2 separate regions of the Homo sapiens genome follow, and region 2 is linked to region 1. A link is a contact called in ENCODE Hi-C or POLR2A ChIA-PET data. All regions are on one chromosome and are shown on one strand. The core of a region is the stretch at or near the end of the contact, and the rest is flanking DNA. Distances in the headings are between cores, read along the strand shown. Region 1 holds the start of CFAP57 (cilia and flagella associated protein 57). Region 2 holds the start of DMAP1 (DNA methyltransferase 1 associated protein 1).

Region 1 (3,093 bases), core at 95-2,594:
GACCTCCATTAGCAAGAACAAACAAACAAAAACTGTCTCACTGATTTAGTATCTAAAAGAAATGTAGCCGTATACTAGTTTTTAAAAAGGGGAGGGGTGTTGCTAAAAATAGTTTAAGAGAATGACTACTCTAAAGGTACCCATTAACACAAACGAATGTCGATTATGGATTCTTATGTAATTACTAAAGCAATTCCACACAAGAACATCCCATAAGCAATGTTTGTTTGTTTGTTTTCCTAATAACTGAAGCATGCACAAAAAGTTTTAACATGAATATTTCAAATTAGCCCATAAAGTGGATTTTGGATCGTGACCGTGGACCAAAGAGCTCTTCTCTCAAACAGGAAGAATCTCCTAGCTATTCTTAGTCAAAAGAAGCCGCTCTCTCTACTCCTAGGCTTATTCTGAGTGCAGACTTACTAATTTCCCCTCTTTCCCACTCTCCTGCACAAGGATCCTCAACTTCTCCAACATTTGAAAACAAACATACAAACTCATCTCTCGCTGGAAGTCGTCTTCTGGATCAACAGCTTTCTGGTCCTTGTTCTGAGGTGCTGGCGCCTCAGATCCACCGATCTCCGGTACCGGACCCAGTGTCACATCGAGCCTTTCAACCCATTCCAGATCCCGCTTGAATTCTGCCAAACATTGCTTCAGGCCATTCTAGGAAATCCAGACACTGAGCTCACAAGAAGGGAACTCTGAGTTTGTCTTTCCCAAGCACAGGCTGTTAGGCGAAGGGACAAAGTGCTAATCCCCAATACCCAGACAGGTAATTGACCCTCTTGGCGAGGCGCAGGGTGCATCTTTCCTGGGACAAGAATCGGTCTCCCAAGCCCAACAGCGCCTGAAGCGCATCCCATGTCCGAGTACCCCCGACCCTGTGCCCACGCTCACCACGTCGTTCACGGCCTTCTTCGGCCCCTCTAGCACGACATTGAGGCCTGGCTTCAGAAGCCCTCGGGAAAACGCATCCTGCAACTGCAGGACACAATCACGGTCACTCCCAGGGGTGTAAGGCCCCCTCTCCCACGCCCAGCCCCACGAGCTCGGCTGACACCTACCTCTCTGTCTGTGACAAGGGATTCATCGGATTCCGACTCCGAATCCGAGAGCGGGGGAGTGTCCATCTCGCCGCACGCACGTCCCACACCTACAGGAAGAAACGGGGTATCCCGAGACCCAAGCGGCTAGCAGAGGGCGGCCCTGGCCGCTGCTGCCTGCCTTCAGCCCCCTACTCCCACGCCGTGGCTCCACGTGCCACCGAATCGCTCCAGCGCCAGCAACTCACAGCTACTGCTCAACTTTTGATTGGGACTTCCGCTTCCGGCGGCAAACCATACTTCCGGTTTGTCGTTGCTATAGGAACCGCTACGGCGTTTGAAAGTGTCCGGGTTGCTTAGGATCCCTACAGGTAGCGCCTCTGGATACATGCGTGGTCTGCTGACCCAGAGAGAAACGAAAGGTGGGAGGGGGTACCTGGGGGTCGCCAGAAGGAGCTGGTAGCAGTGAGGGTACAAAGGAAAAGGCAGAAAAAGGAGCCGCGGGGGTGGGGTGGCGCGGAGGAGGACCCCGGGGGAGGGGAAAGGGGAGGGACAAGGGGAGGGGAAAGGGGAGGGACAAGGGGAGGAGAAAGGGGAGAGACAAGGGGAGGAGCAAAGGGCGGGGAGGGCGAGTCCGGGCCGGGGGCGGGGTCGGAGCGGGGCGGTGCTCTCCACTCTGAAGCGCTGCCTTGGTCTTCAGCAGAACTGTTTGGCGGGAGATCATGTCAGCCGTGGTAGCTCAGACGCTGCATGTTTTTGGTCTTCGATCCCACGTGGCCAACAATATCTTCTACTTCGATGAACAGATCATTATATTTCCTTCAGGAAATCACTGTGTGAAGTACAATGTGGATCAGAAATGGCAAAAATTCATTCCAGGTAAAACTTTTTCCATCCTGACATATACAGGAATGGTATGTGCCACATATAACCCCATAATCCCAGCATGATGATTGGAAAGAAAGATTTTGGCCAATTTGAATATATATGCAGTATTATAAATGTAGAGGAAATAAATGGCGACTTGTATTATGAAACTAGATTAATCAGTCACGCATATGTAGTTAAAATCACATATAAAATGTTAATTTAAAAGTACTTTTTTCACTGTAATTTCATGAAAATATGTTAAGAACCCCTCTTTTGGTGTCTTCAATATCACTGCCTTTGTCATCACCAGAGCCACTTTTTGAGTTGTCTAACAGTTTTCCTGAGCACACCACCTTCATTATATCACCGTTTGAATCCAAGTATGATGAAGACACTGTAAACTTTATCCCAAGTCGCAAATAACCATTTGTATAGCATTACAGCCCTTATTTTTGTTCACAGTGGTCCTGTTAATGATATTCATTATTTCAACAACCGAATCCATTTTCCCATTCTTTGTTGCATTGACACCTTTTATTGTGACATATACATACAAAAGAATGTACCCTACATATATGTCATATTTAAAGAATTACAATAGAATGTAGATCTGTGAACCCAGCCACCCAGCATAGGAAACAGAATATTACCAGTTCTAGTGCTTCTCCCTGTATTCTGTGTCTTGCTGCATCAGTTCAATGTCATGCTTTTGAGATTCACACATCTCGATACATATAGCCAAGTTCATTTTATTGCTATGTAGTGTTCCATCATATGAATATAATGTCTCAAATATATGTATTCACTCTAATATTGAGGGACATTTGGGAAATAACAATCATTTGCTATTACAAACTATACTACTATAAACATTCTTGCATGCATATACATTCATCTATTTGTGCAGATTCTCTAGGGCACACAGCCAGGACTAAAATTACTGAGCAATATGATAGTACCAATTTACACTCCCACTAGAAGTGCATAAGAGTTCTTATTCCTCAGCAACCCTGCCAACCCTTGGTATTGTCCAACTTCGTAATTTTTTGCTAACCCAATGGTTGAGAAAAGGAATTGTGGTTTTCGTTTGCATTTTGCTATCATTAATGATGATGAGTATCTGTTTATGGGCTATTCCTATTTAGTCGTATGTTAAATGCCTTGTTCAAGTCTTTTA
Region 2 (3,044 bases), core at 218-2,717, 1.0 Mb after region 1:
TACCATCAAAACTTACATTATCAATTTTATTGTCTATTTCCTTAGTGTTTCTCCTTCTCCACTAAATATAAGCTCCACCAGTAGCTATTTGTATCTCGTTCACCCACTGCATGCCCAGAGTCTAGAATAGTGCCTGGCACATACATTCCTTTATGTACTGTGATCCCTGTCTTCACAGAAATGAGTCTATTAGAGATATATATTAAACAAGTAATTACACAATTAATTAACTACAACTAGGGTCAAGTGTTTCAGGCAGCCAATTGCTCTCTCCCTTTCTGGCTCCAAGGACCATTTCCTTACCCTGTGGACAATTTCTGCTGTAAGACTGTGACTTCCTCCGGCAACTGTTTGGAGCTCAGTGGATCCATCCAGGAATCAGACCCAGGAACAGGTTTGTACCTCCAGGCCTAGTTCTCCAAAGTTTTGGGGACTAGTCAGGCTTGTGGCTACAGCTGTTGTATCCCCTTGTCTTCTCCAGGCCAGAACAGGCTACACCACTTATAGCTAACTTGCGCAAACTGTCTGCTCCTCTAGTCCCTGCTGGTATCTTTGGCAGGTCTCGACTTGGGGTCTGGCCTTCTTAATGCCTTAACAAGCCCCACCCTATCCCACAGGCTATGTGTCCTTCAAATTGACAGGCTGGTTTGCAGACTGCTGAAGCTGGGAGCTGCTTTCCTTGTCCCTTGTGCCCTTCCTCAGGACCTCCTGTCTCTCTCTTTCCAGGAAGATCCCCAGGTTTATTCCCTTGAGGGATACTTCTAAGCTGGTTCCTGCTTGGGGCTGTGTTTTGGGCTTCTTCGTAGCCCAAAGAGTGCAGCTAGCTCCTGTACTAGTGAAGTGCCACGAAGCTGGCCTCCAGGAAATCCCCACGAGGCCACAACCCACAGCTATCTCCATCAGAGGAGGTGCAAATGAGGGCCCACACCTTACTCCATTTTGGCAGCCGCCCTAGGAAGCTCTGCCTTTATTTCTTCATCTTCAAGCTTATCACAATTTGAAGTTTATCTCTTCACCTCCAAGCTTAGCACAGTGCCTAGTACATATTAGCACTTAATGAAGAGGGGGCAATTCAAATCATTAACTCATTTAATAAAAAAATAGTAAATGTCCCACGCACCGTGCTAATGTTTTACAAGGATTCTTGGTATTTCATTTACACAGGTGCCATTACAATTTCCATTCGGCAAATAAAGAAAAAGGTCCAGAGAAATTAAGTGACTTCCCAAAGTCACAAAGTTCTGGTATCTCTTCACTGCCTGAGACGCAACGGAGCATCGTAGAGGGAAAATGCCAGAAAGCAGGCAGTGCACCAATGAAAACAGGCTCGCGGGAGAACCAAAGGGTGGCAAGCTCAGCACGGCCAGTAGCTTTCACCCTCGGTTGCCAGTCGGCTTCGTTTCCTACAACACCGACCGGAAGTGTTTCTGTCGGCCGCGTTCCGAATGAGCACCGCCGGAAGTTTCTGCCGCGGCTTTGCGGGGACGGGGGAGTGGTAGTGGGGGCTGCAGCTGCCGGACCCAGGTGCGGAAGTGCGAGGGCCCAGGTGGCTGAAGGGGCCGTTAGGAACATCCAAGCGGTGGGGCACAGGCAGATCCCCGACCTGACCTGGACCACCCTTCTCCTCTTGGCCCGCCCCTTCAACTCGCCTCCGCTTAGGTCTGGATTGGCCCCGCCCCCTGACCTGAGCCTGGTCCTTCTTCAGGCACTGACCCTTGACCTCCGGTGGCTCCCCCATCTCTCAGGCGCGATGGCTACGGGCGCGGATGTACGGGACATTCTAGAACTCGGGGGTCCAGAAGGGGATGCAGCCTCTGGGACCATCAGCAAGAAGGACATTATCAACCCGGACAAGGTAGCAGGGGCACCTGAAAGCGTTGACTAGGGGAGGGTAGGGGAGTGAAGATGGGGAGGAGTGACAACGGGCAAGGGATGGGTGCTACACTTACAGTGAGTTGGGCGATAAAAGGGGTGACATAACAGGACAGGGAATATGTGTCATCCTTGATGGGAGGGAGGAGATGGGACATCGTGGGAGATGGTGGGACCAAGAGGGTATGACACCTCTAAGAGCTGAGAGGACCAGGCAAGTGTGATTTTTGCAAGATATTGTTGGGGAGAGATCAAGACATTGTAACAGTCTGAGAGTTGGTGGGATGGGGAGGGGACTGCTCTGATTTGGGCGTAGGATGGTGTTCCTGGGAGTGGGTTTCTGTGCCTTTACAGTGTGTCAGTTTGCCTGTCATTGACCCTGTAGGTGCTGCTTTGTTCAGGGATTGAGCTGGACTAAAGAATTTTCAGGAAAGGGTCTAGGTTGTGGTTCCTTTCTGTGGTTTCCTTCCTCAGAAAAAATCCAAGAAGTCCTCTGAGACACTGACTTTCAAGAGGCCCGAGGGCATGCACCGGGAAGTCTATGCCTTGCTCTACTCTGACAAGAAGCAAGTATTGGAGTCCCAAGTCCCCCAGGTTTTGGCCCCTGATTCACCTGCCATGCCCCTAACTCCTAGTTTTCTCTAACAATTTTCTCCTCCCCAGCAAGGGCTCCTGCTTGCTTAGCAGGATGCAGGAGGACCTGAAGTCTTTTGCTCCAGGACATGACTTTCTTGCTATAGGGTAGGGTAGATCAGCTCCCTGGGACAAAAAGCTCTTTAACACACCTTCTGATTCTAACCTCGCATCTCCCTAAACCTCCCTGCCAGGGATGCACCCCCACTGCTACCCAGTGACACTGGCCAGGGATACCGTACAGTGAAGGCCAAGTTGGGCTCCAAGAAGGTGCGGCCTTGGAAGTGGATGCCATTCACCAACCCGGCCCGCAAGGACGGAGCAATGTTCTTCCACTGGCGACGTGCAGCGGAGGAGGGCAAGGACTACCCCTTTGCCAGGTTCAATAAGGTAAGCTACCTTCATTCGGACACAGGCCAAGATTGCCCTCCCACTTTGAGCCATTTGTGCGAGCTCTCCAGTCTCCTAGGGTTGGTTCTGGGGGCACGCTTATGCCCAACTGTGATTACCCACTCAATCCTCGTGGCAAATGCATGCAG

Evidence for each region. A loop is a pair of places that touch in the nucleus more often than their neighbours do. ChIA-PET counts read pairs that join two places held with the same protein, here RNA polymerase II (POLR2A). Pooled maps may share reads with other maps.
Region 2: a loop to region 1 is called in a map of CD4-positive, alpha-beta T cell, with 8 times the contacts of the local background. The contact joins the promoter of DMAP1 here to the promoter of CFAP57 in region 1. A Hi-C loop is called at or near these places in 2 of 168 maps with a recorded cell type or tissue (CD4-positive, alpha-beta T cell and CD8-positive, alpha-beta T cell), 1 of 37 single-sample maps with no recorded cell type and 8 of 50 pooled maps. POLR2A ChIA-PET finds 5 or more read pairs at or near these places in 1 of 52 experiments (OCI-LY7).

The regions. Positions count from the first base shown.
Region 1 is chr1:43,170,986-43,174,078 of GRCh38, forward strand. CFAP57 (cilia and flagella associated protein 57) reads left to right here and starts at 1,345. Exons shown (of 23, transcript NM_001378189.1): 1 at 1,345-1,468; 2 at 1,750-1,925. The coding sequence starts at 1,769. It overlaps EBNA1BP2 (EBNA1 binding protein 2), which reads right to left and starts at 1,305. Exons shown (of 9, transcript NM_006824.3): 1 at 1,068-1,305; 2 at 901-984; 3 at 494-666. The coding sequence starts at 1,133. It overlaps MIR6733 (microRNA 6733), which reads right to left and starts at 727; the gene lies at 667-727. RefSeq lists enhancers at 380-1,016, 842-1,071, 1,017-1,652, 1,202-1,331, 1,412-1,461 and a silencer at 1,572-1,771.
Region 2 is chr1:44,212,004-44,215,047 of GRCh38, forward strand. It overlaps DMAP1 (DNA methyltransferase 1 associated protein 1), which reads left to right and starts at 1,468. Exons shown (of 10, transcript NM_019100.5): 1 at 1,468-1,855; 2 at 2,347-2,438; 3 at 2,700-2,895. The coding sequence starts at 1,751. RefSeq lists a silencer at 777-876 and enhancers at 1,274-1,568, 1,307-1,546, 2,312-2,813, 2,814-3,044.